Regions from separate parts of the Homo sapiens genome. Here all the other regions are linked to region 1. Evidence: chromatin contacts called from ENCODE Hi-C data. All regions are on one chromosome and are shown on one strand. The core of a region is the stretch at or near the end of the contact, and the rest is flanking DNA. Distances in the headings are between cores, read along the strand shown.

Region 1 (3,321 bases), core at 771-3,270:
CAAATGCTCATCAATGATAGAAGGATAAAGAAAATGCACCACATATATACCATGGAATACTATGCAGCCGTAAAAAGGGATGAGTTCATTTCCTTTCTAGGGACATGAATGAAGCTGGAAACTATCATTCTCAGCAAACTAACACAGGAACAGAAAACCAAACACCACATGTTATCACTCATAAGTGGGAGTTGAACAATGAGAACACATGGACACAGGGAGGGGAACATCACACACCGGGTCCTGTCAGGGGGTTGGGGGGATAGGGGGAGGGATAGCATTAGGAGAAATACCTAATGTAAATGATGGGTTGATTGGTGCAGCAAACCACCATGGCATGTGTATACCTATGTACCAAACCTGCATATTCTGCACAAGTATCCCAGAACTTAAAGTATAATAATAATAATAATAATAATAATAATAATAATAATAATGATTGGCAAATGTGACCTACACATTTGCAAAGAAAAGGACAAATATCCTTTTAAAGCTTTATTTAAAAAAATGAAAATCTATTAAATGGCTTCTTCTATTTGAAAATAAAAGTAATTAAATAAAAAAAAAGCTATGACCTTGATATAAAGCCCTTCCTAAGGAATGTGAGAATTGCATAAAATAAGATAAATAATTTTGACCCCACAAATCTGAAATCCTCAATATTATAAAAACAGATAAAAGACAAGTGGTACACTGGGAAAAAATTTGTCAAAATAGAATAAAACATTAGATTATTATCTGGATTATACAAATTTCAAATATATTTTAAAAAGAAAAGGCAAAGCAATTCATAGATAGCGTCAAAGCCTATGATCAAGTAACTCACAGAAGAAATATAACAGAGGCCTCGCATGGTGGCTCAAGCCTGTAATCCCAGCACTTTGGGAGGCCAAGGCAGAATGATCACTTGAGACCAGGAATTTGAGAACATCCTGGGCAAGATAGGAAGACTCCATCTCTACAAAAAATAAAAAATTAGTCCAGCATGGTGGCTTGTGCCTGTAGTCCCAGCGACTGGGGAAGCTGAAGTGGGAGGATCACTTGAGGTCAGAAGGTGGAGGCTGCCCTGAGCCATGATTGTACCACTGCACTCCAGTCTGGGTGACAGAGTGAGATTGTGTCTCAGAAAATAAATAAAAATAGTTGATAAGTATAAAGGAATGACTTCACATTTAGTATTACCTAGAAAAATGCAAATTAAAATACATATTAGATTTAAATAAAAACATTACCAGTATCATATGTTGGCATATATGAGGGGAAATACATAAGAGTATAAATATGTACAGCCTTTGAGGAGGTCAATGTAATAGTACCTGTGCACAAGTATTGTCTTTGGCCCAACCACGAACTGTTTAGGTGCCTCACCTATGAGGTTATACATGCATACTCATGATTAATCATGTACATGCATTTTAGGTAACGAGGAAAAATTGAAAATAATATAAATCTACCAATTCATAAAAAGTAATGCAACCTCTGATGTATCCACATTGTAGAGTTTCAAGAATATGATAATTCTACATCTAATAACATGAAAAGATCCTTAAGTCATATTAGGAAATAACAATAGTAAGTTACAGAGCAATATATCTAGTTGGATTGTAATTCTTTATAAAGAAATAATTCTTCTTATTTCTTTATAAAAGAAAATAAGCTATAAGTATACATGAGCTTTTATGTGCATTCATGTGTCTGTTTTATTTTTGTAAATGTAAAGGAAAAGTTCTAGAGAAATAAACAAGAAAACAATCACAGTGACAGTTCTAGAGAAGAAATTAAGAGGAAAGACTTCACAAGGACTTTCAATTTTTACCTATTGTTTAAATTTTTTTTACATAAAGTCTCTATCCTGCTTTACATAAATAACTAAAAGGGAGAAAAACAACAATAAAGAACCTCAACACAGATGTGATTCATGTTTTTTTATTGTAATATTCATGTTTTACAGTGCCATTCTTTGGCAGTATACTGAAGGGGTCAGCATTTGCACAAATACTTAGTCATTCAGTAATACAAGAGATACGGAGGTGATAAATGAAATACTCAGTTGTTGCCACAACAAGGCAGTCTTAGTGAATCACGTAGGAAATGCCAGAAAGACAGCTGAGTGTAGACAAAACACTAGGAGAGAATACAGACATAATCACCATTTCCATGGCCCTTACTGTGTATGTTTTTCAATTCTTCTAATTATTCTTCTCTCTGAGGGACACATTAAAAAATGAAAGTAGTTTCTTACCACAAAGAAAGTACTTTAAAAAGCTATGTTAGATTGCTAAATATGGATTTTAATGAGTATCTAAAAAATTCTCATGGCCAAAGCATATTTATCTGAGCATTCAGTATATGTGTTTTAATTATATTAAGTGAGATTTCTGAACATCTGACATCTGTTTACTAGTCAACTCTTAATTATTTGAGCATAACAATGTTAAATGAAATGTTTTAAGGAAGCTGTTGGAACTCTGCAGTTCTAAGTGCGGTCCTAACAAATTCATAGGAAAGCCTTAGAATCCATCCCTGCACTCAGACACAATGGAGTCCACTTGCTCTTTGTTCTTCCCTTATTTCCTTGTTTTCTTGAATTTGTCTGCTTTTTCTTACCACCTCTCCTTCAGTAATGGTGCATTATTCACCAGGCCCTGTGTAAGACAATGTTGGCATCTTATAATCAGAGGAGTGGGTCTGAAGTTTTTTATTCAGAGACCGTGTACATAGAGATATTTAAAAATCATTTATTTCTCTAATAAAACAGTCTATCGTAATTGCTGTTTCTGCTATCATATTACTAAGAATACAGGGCCAGCAGGCAGAAAGCTTCACTTTGAAACCCAGCTTCCCTACCTGTGACACTTACTGGCTCTGTGGCTTATATTTTCTTTCTAAATGTCAGCTCTATGTCTAGTAATATTCTGGCCCTGTATCCACAACAACAGCAAAGCATAATGTTCTCAGTGTGTTTATCCAGATTCCAGAAGGCTCAAACTTTGTTTTTCTTTAATAATAATGACGATGATGGCTAATATTCATTGATATCTTACTCTGAGCCAAGCACTGCACTAAGCCCTTTATATGGATTATCCTATTTAATGCATACAATTCCATAAGGAACATATTATTCCATTTCCACAAATAAGAAATCTACAGATTAGAGAAGTTAAGTAACTTGTTCAAGGTCACATAGCTAGCAAGTGATAGAATCCAAAGCCAAGCTCTTAACAATTACAATATTCTGCTTCAATTATTTCCTGAGTGGTTTCCTTCCCCCACCTCACAGGTTGCCTGCCCAGCCTGTTGCTAAACTATGTCTGGCAGAGG
Region 2 (3,102 bases), core at 127-2,626, 260 kb before region 1:
GAAATTTCTTAATGTAGCGTTTTTCATTAATGAAGACAGAAAGGCTAAAAGAAAAAAATGTTAAATGGAGTCTTAATGTAAATAGTCAAGAAGAGTGATATATACCCTATGGAATAGCCTCAAAGTGATATCAGTATGATGGAAATACATTATAAGGTTCTCATACAGCATATCTACTTACCTTTTCTTCTTGACAGCAGATAAGTAAACCACGGCTTAGGAGTAGATTTGCCAATGTATTTTACTGGAGACTTTTGTAGTAAGACTTTTTACTAGTTTGTTACAGCTTATGTGAACAAAATGTCTGTAAACCAGACTTTAATCTTAGAAATATATATATATTTTTACTACCTAGCGTCAGCAGATATTATATATTCTGAACACAGAGCAGAGAAAGTGAGGGAATTTTCCCCAGTCAGTTCTTATTTAATCCATAAAGCCAAGTCTTTGTGTAATTTCAGCTATTTAATTTTTGCTTTTTCATGATTGCCATTGAAAGAATAAGATAATGTTGATGACATTTGAAATATGTTAAGAGGACCAATATCAGCTGGGCACGGTGGCTCACGCCTGTAATCCCAGCACTTTGGGAGGCCGAAGTGGGCAGATCACCTGAGCTTGGGAGTTCAAGACCAGCCTGACCAACATGGAGAAACCCTGTCTCTACTAAAAATACAAAATTAGCCAGGCGTGATGGCATATGCCTGTAATCCCAGCTACTCGGGAGGCTAAGGCAGGAGAATCACTTGAACCCAGGAGGCAGAGATTGTGGTGAGCCAAGGTTGCAGTGAGCCAAGATCGCACCATTGCACTCCAGCCTGGGCAACATGAGCGAAACTACATCTCAAAAAAAAAAAAAAAAAAAAAAAAAGAGGCCCAATATCATGGTATAATTGTGCTGGTCTACTGTCTGAAATAACATGACTGTAGATGTTTTTATCAAATGACAAAATGATGACTGGTATTTATCATTTTATACCCTTCAGCCTACTACTTTCTGATGTCAAACATTGATGATTTCGGCACAGGAGAATCTTTTATATTTTTCAATGAAAAATGTTTTACTCAGTTTTTGTGGGTTGAAAATATAAGTGTATAATTTGGCTGAGAAAAACATTGCATCACTAACATTTGCTCATGACTGTGGAGCTAAACAAATTATCAGTCAAGATCTCTGGTTTGAAGCAACAGAACCTATCTCTGGCCTTAAGAAAAAGGAGATGCATTGGAAAGACATCAGTTTCCCAGAAGTGACAATTAACTTGGTAGTCTAAGGTTTAGAAAACCAAGAGTTGTAAATCAAGATAGCAGGAAATGTAGTCAAAATCATGCTGCAACAACTTTCTGATCCATGAACTCTGGCTATGGGATCATCTAACAACCCTCCCTCCCCCATTTCCTCATTCTTTGCATTACTTAAGATTCAGAGTTCCAGAACAAACACCTTATCAGCAAAGCCTAGCTTATTGGCCTGTTCTGTGGTATAGCCAGGTAGAGGAAGGTCCCAGCTGCTGTGGTTGAGAAAGGAATAGCAAAAGGAATCAAGAACTAGAAATCATCTTCCAACCACATTGGCACACAGTAAAGGACTAATAAAAATATTGGGAAGTGGATGATGGTAAGTTGGAAAGTGACAAATGTCTATTCCCCAAAAAATATTGTTTCGAAGTCATGGTGGGTTTTTAGACTAAACATTATCATTCAATAGCTGTGAGACCTTGGATAAGCCTGTTTTTGTTTGTTTTTTTTTTTTTTCTCAGTCTAAAATGACAAATTTGACTTATGGTAGGGATGGGAAGTAAGTGGCAATTACATTGCCATCCCTCTTTTTCCTATGCCAGACATTACTAATTGATCATTGTATTCTTCCATCCTGAGACCAGATATAACCTCAGAATCATTCTCAATATAGTACTCTGGCAGCAACTACCAAATTATTAGAGCTGATAAATAAGATAAAATCCCACAAACATCTCTGAACTAGAGGTTAATTACATTTCTTTAGAGTGTCAATGTTCTTTGAAGTTCCAGGACTAAGAAGTATTGTTAGTTAAATTATTTTAGAAAATTAGAAAGAACCTAGACCAGGCAGGAATAGACTCATAAAGTAGCTAATCCAGTAATGTCTGATTGAAGTGAAAGAAAATATTTTCAAACTTGACTAGCTTTCATTATGAATGTTGAGATGTTGAAGGAAAACTTTACTCCATTATGGAATGTGCTGTTTATCCTCTGCCTTAAGACCATAAAGATGATTCTTTGAACAAAAGAAAGATAGGACATTGGTCTGAGGTTTAAAACTATATATTATATTGCTGATGGTAAATAAATATATTATTACTGTAAACAAATTGCCATTCACCATGAATTATTTTGTTAATGGTAGAAGAATCACTATTTAAGTAGTCTTTTAAAGTTTGTAGAATGCAAGATCTAAAATGGCTCAAAAATCTACCCTAGAATTTACTAGTATATGTTATTAAACTTAATTACAGGTTCAGCTATTTTGTTCAGATACATATATTTATTACCTTTTTTATTTACTAATTCGAGTAATGAGTTACATCAATTTGTTTAATACAGTTGCTGCCTCGGGATCCATTTTTATGCCAGACATAGGTATTTGAAATTCAATTATACTCCATCACCTTTGGCCTAGTTAAAACTTTTCCTCTCTGTGTGGTTCTTTGCAATATAGCCCTCTGTTCATTTCACTGACCCAAAACCCAACAAATCCCAAAGCCGCTGACCACAATAAACCTAATGGTTAACACCTGACTCATATAAGTAACTTTCCCCCTTCGCATGTGTTTCCTTTAAACCAGTCAATTCAAAACCCCTGAGGAAAAGCAAAACAGATAATGCTCATGAAGCTTAATAAAAGCCTAGTCCTCTCTCTCCTACTTCTCTCCTGCTGGTTGAGAACGCTTGCTATCTCTGCGCTTCCTGTTGGCTGTTGTGAACATCCTTTTTTCTTGTGGATTTGTAAGTAATCAAATGCTTCTGTTATGTCATGTGTTTTGTTGTTCTGCCTCCTCTGTGTCTCACCTGACCAACATGCTCAAACGTAACACTCCTTTTGGTCAGGGCTCTCCTACAAAG
Region 3 (3,361 bases), core at 172-2,671, 320 kb before region 1:
AGTGCCTTCCATGGTGTGTGCTTCCTTATAGATAGTCATTTTATAAATGTATTTGATGAATGAAAATCATCACATTTTAGTCTTGCCACATCCTAGCTCAGTGACACCTGAGGCTGTGGCATTTGACTGGTATCCAGTGCTAATTATGCCCAAAGTAGAATCCAATATGGCTTGAAGGGCTTTATTTTATGGCATTTTTGCAAGGCTAAACTTGTGAGTCAGACAATTCTGTGTTAGTATCCTCGATTTCTTATAAACTGTACTGAATAAGTTGTTTTATTGTCCTAAGCCTCAGTTTCATCTTCTATAAAGTGAGGATAATATCATCAACCTAAATGGTGTAAAGAGTACCAACAACATATGTACAATTGTTAGCATATTACGCAGCACATAATAATATATAAACAGTAACATTTAGCTATCTGTTATCTTTATTGTTGTTGTCAGTGCAATTATATCCAATCCTCCCTAGCCATTCAGCAATGGTCAGTCTTTGCTTACAAGCTAGACCATATGAAAGAATCCAGTTCAGTGCAAAGCTCACAGTGGGTCAGTCACACACCTGGATCTTGAGAACCAGACTTAGTAAAGCCTACATCTGAATGGGGGAGTGGCACAGTAAAGCACTACCCTTTGTTGCTTCCCTTTTACCCTCTTATCAGGACAACTAGGCAGTGACTGAATGAAAGACTTGCCTTTCCTATTAGTGCAGAGTTAATGCTGCTGGAACACAGCTCCTCCATCCACATTCCATCCATGATTCTCTGGCAAGAGTCATTGGCATTCAGGGTACAATGTACATGCTTGCCTCCTTCACCTATATTCCAACTGCATTATTCCATAGGAATGCTATGGAAGGGACTTGGCTGTAATCATGTTTCATTTGTAGAGTGGTTATTCCAATAGATTTTAGATGAAGTAAGTTTTAAGGACTAATCTGGAAACTGTCATTACCCCCCTGCCCCAACTCCAGTCCCCTTAAATATTTCATCACTGCTCTCCAAAGCCCCATCTCACACATCATGATTTTTATGGGGACACTAAGTTCCCCAACCAACCTACAAATGGTTTCTGGAATGCAGATGGTTGGGACGTTTTCATCATTATTGTGATTGTTACGAAAGGAGTAGTAGTACAGAGATGTGATCGAGGGCTCCTGGCTCTGTGTTGGTCTCTGCCATTCACTTGCTTTCTGTCCTTGGAGCAGTCATATCTTCCTCTGGGACTCAGTTTGCTCATCTGTAAAAAGAGGGTTTTTTACTACATGCTCACTGAAGCCTCTTCCAGCTCTAAAGGCCTCTGATTCAGCAAAACTCTTATTAATGAAGCTATTACAAAAGGCTTGTGTTGGATTGATTATGGTGGCCACTGCTTTCCTGGGCTGTCACAGTCCTCACTTCTTCCTTTTCCCCTCACGTCCCTGTGGTATGTTGGCATAGGATGAGTCACTGCCGGCTATGGCATACATCCAGAAATGGAATGCCATCCTCCTTCCTGGCACAGGGAGGGAGAAGTGTGACTTTTTATATCCCCTCCTATTGATTAATGACATCTACTTCATAAGAATTATGATTACTCTGGTCTCATCAAGCCACTTCTAAGAATACAAATTCTATGCATTTACTGCAACCTCAGGACAAGATTGACCTCGGAAAGGCTTTGGGAACACTTTAGAAAACATCTCTTCCTCCCACTGAAAGGTTCACAACTATTGTTTTCCTCTTCTGACTCATCTTTGAATCAGTAAATTAAATATGTATAACTTGTGAAGATTTCATTTTTATTAAGGCAAGGTGCTTTGCTGAGCAATGTCAAGATTTAGAAGTGTACAGCTCTCCTTTTCTCCCTTCTCAATGATTTTATTTCCTGTAGTTTGTAGGAGGACTTTCAGAGAGCTGTTCTCTTTATCCTTCTCTGTGGCTCTGGCTCTTTTCTGTATCATAGAGAAGTTAAAAAGAGTTGATTATCATCTACTCTCCTAGGGTGGTCAAGACTTGAGGATTCAGAGGCTGTTTCTCAAGTAAGTGTTGCCTATTATGTTTTCTTGCCTATTATGTCTTACTCTGGAATTGAGGAAGAGTCATATTTTTTCATTATGTTGTTTGTGACATCTCTGGAATACCCTTTTTTGGGGGGACAGGGTCTCATTATGTTGCCCAGGTTGGTCTCCAACTCTTGGGCTCAAGTGATCCTCCTGCCTCAACCTCTTAAGTAGCTGAGACAACAGGTATGCACCATTGTGCCCAGCCTACCTTAATGATCCTCCCATCTGGAATGTTCTTATCTTAACCCTCCTCCCCCGCCTGCCATTTGATCAGTTCCTTACTCTCCCTTGCTGTATTTTCCCCAAAGGGGCTAGTTTATTTCACAACCTATATAAAGCTTTTCTGTCTACATTATTTTTTCCCTTACATGAATATCTGTACAACTTGGCTTTTTCCTTTTAAAAATAATTTAATTGGATTATATATCAGATTTTTCTATAGTTTTTCTTAGTATGCACTTCTCACCTTCCCACTAGATTGGAGGTTTCTTGAGGTCAAAAGACTGCAGGCTTTTAAGTTAATAAATACATATGTATTGAACTATTTTTATGATTATGGTATATAGTATAATTTATTTCTGTCTTTTGTACTGCACTTAGCATGGATTTCAGGTGTTACTGAAACTCTTTGTTGACAACAAATTGAGTAGTATATGACATCATCTAAAAAACTGTAACTCTTATTTGTCAAACAACTCAAGTAGTAGGGATCATAGAGGTTTGAGAGCAATTTAGACGAATGTTTAACTTTCTCCTTGTATTTTAGTCCTATTCAGTTCTCTAAGCATGTATCAGGAGTCAATTAAATGCTAGGCACTATCTGGGTACTAGAAAATATACCGAGAAAATTATCAGGCTCGCTGTGCTCAAGGAATGGTTACACTATTTTCGGGCAAGTCATTTAATATTCAGACCTATTTTCCTACCAATAATTGTGCCTTGCTTAAAAATAGAACCTTTTTGAAATTGAGACATGCTGAGTTTCTTTTTGTCTTCCTTAATGTGTTGAGAGGATTTACCTTATGAAAAGTGATATTTTTTTGATGATAGGAGGCTTTTGTTCCCTTCATTTGTGTCATTGTTACTTTTAGGGGAAGGGGTGCCTGTGTGAGAGTTAGTTTTATGCAATTATATTAAGAAATATGAGTGACAATGGGCTGCTCTTGTGACAACCTCAGTCTTTCTCCTTCCTTCCTCCTTTTTTCCAGCAGACCACTTAGTACTTGCGATTTTTTTCCATCTGTTTCCCTTCTCCTTTGATTTTTTTCTTTTCTTCCTTTTCAAACAGTTGTTGCCACCATAGTCCAAATTCTTATC

The links. A loop is a pair of places that touch in the nucleus more often than their neighbours do. Pooled maps may share reads with other maps.
Region 2: a loop to region 1 is called in a map of endothelial cell of umbilical vein, with 9 times the contacts of the local background. The contact joins two enhancer-like sites. A Hi-C loop is called at or near these places in 5 of 168 maps with a recorded cell type or tissue (Calu3, IMR-90, PC-3 and 2 more) and 3 of 50 pooled maps.
Region 3: a map of endothelial cell of umbilical vein shows a loop between it and region 1 (7-fold over the local background). The contact joins two enhancer-like sites. A Hi-C loop is called at or near these places in 6 of 168 maps with a recorded cell type or tissue (A673, Calu3, PC-3 and 3 more) and 3 of 50 pooled maps.

What each region holds. Positions count from the first base shown.
Region 1 is chr11:29,016,796-29,020,116 of GRCh38, forward strand. All of the region lies in intron 1 of LINC02742 (long intergenic non-protein coding RNA 2742), which reads left to right. Among named protein-coding and RNA genes, the nearest start is that of LINC02742, 120 kb to the left of the region's middle. Within about 2 kb of position 2,021, at least 2 of the 41 ENCODE cell types and tissues checked have a DNase peak (open chromatin) inside an H3K27ac peak, as active enhancers do; they include endothelial cell of umbilical vein, where a contact is called at or near this core.
Region 2 is chr11:28,758,100-28,761,201 of GRCh38, forward strand. No RefSeq gene overlaps it. Among named protein-coding and RNA genes, the nearest start is that of LINC02742, 140 kb to the right of the region's middle. Within about 2 kb of position 1,377, at least 4 of the 41 ENCODE cell types and tissues checked have a DNase peak (open chromatin) inside an H3K27ac peak, as active enhancers do; they include endothelial cell of umbilical vein, where a contact is called at or near this core.
Region 3 is chr11:28,700,815-28,704,175 of GRCh38, forward strand. No RefSeq gene overlaps it. Among named protein-coding and RNA genes, the nearest start is that of LINC02758, 160 kb to the left of the region's middle. Within about 2 kb of position 1,422, at least 4 of the 41 ENCODE cell types and tissues checked have a DNase peak (open chromatin) inside an H3K27ac peak, as active enhancers do; they include endothelial cell of umbilical vein, where a contact is called at or near this core.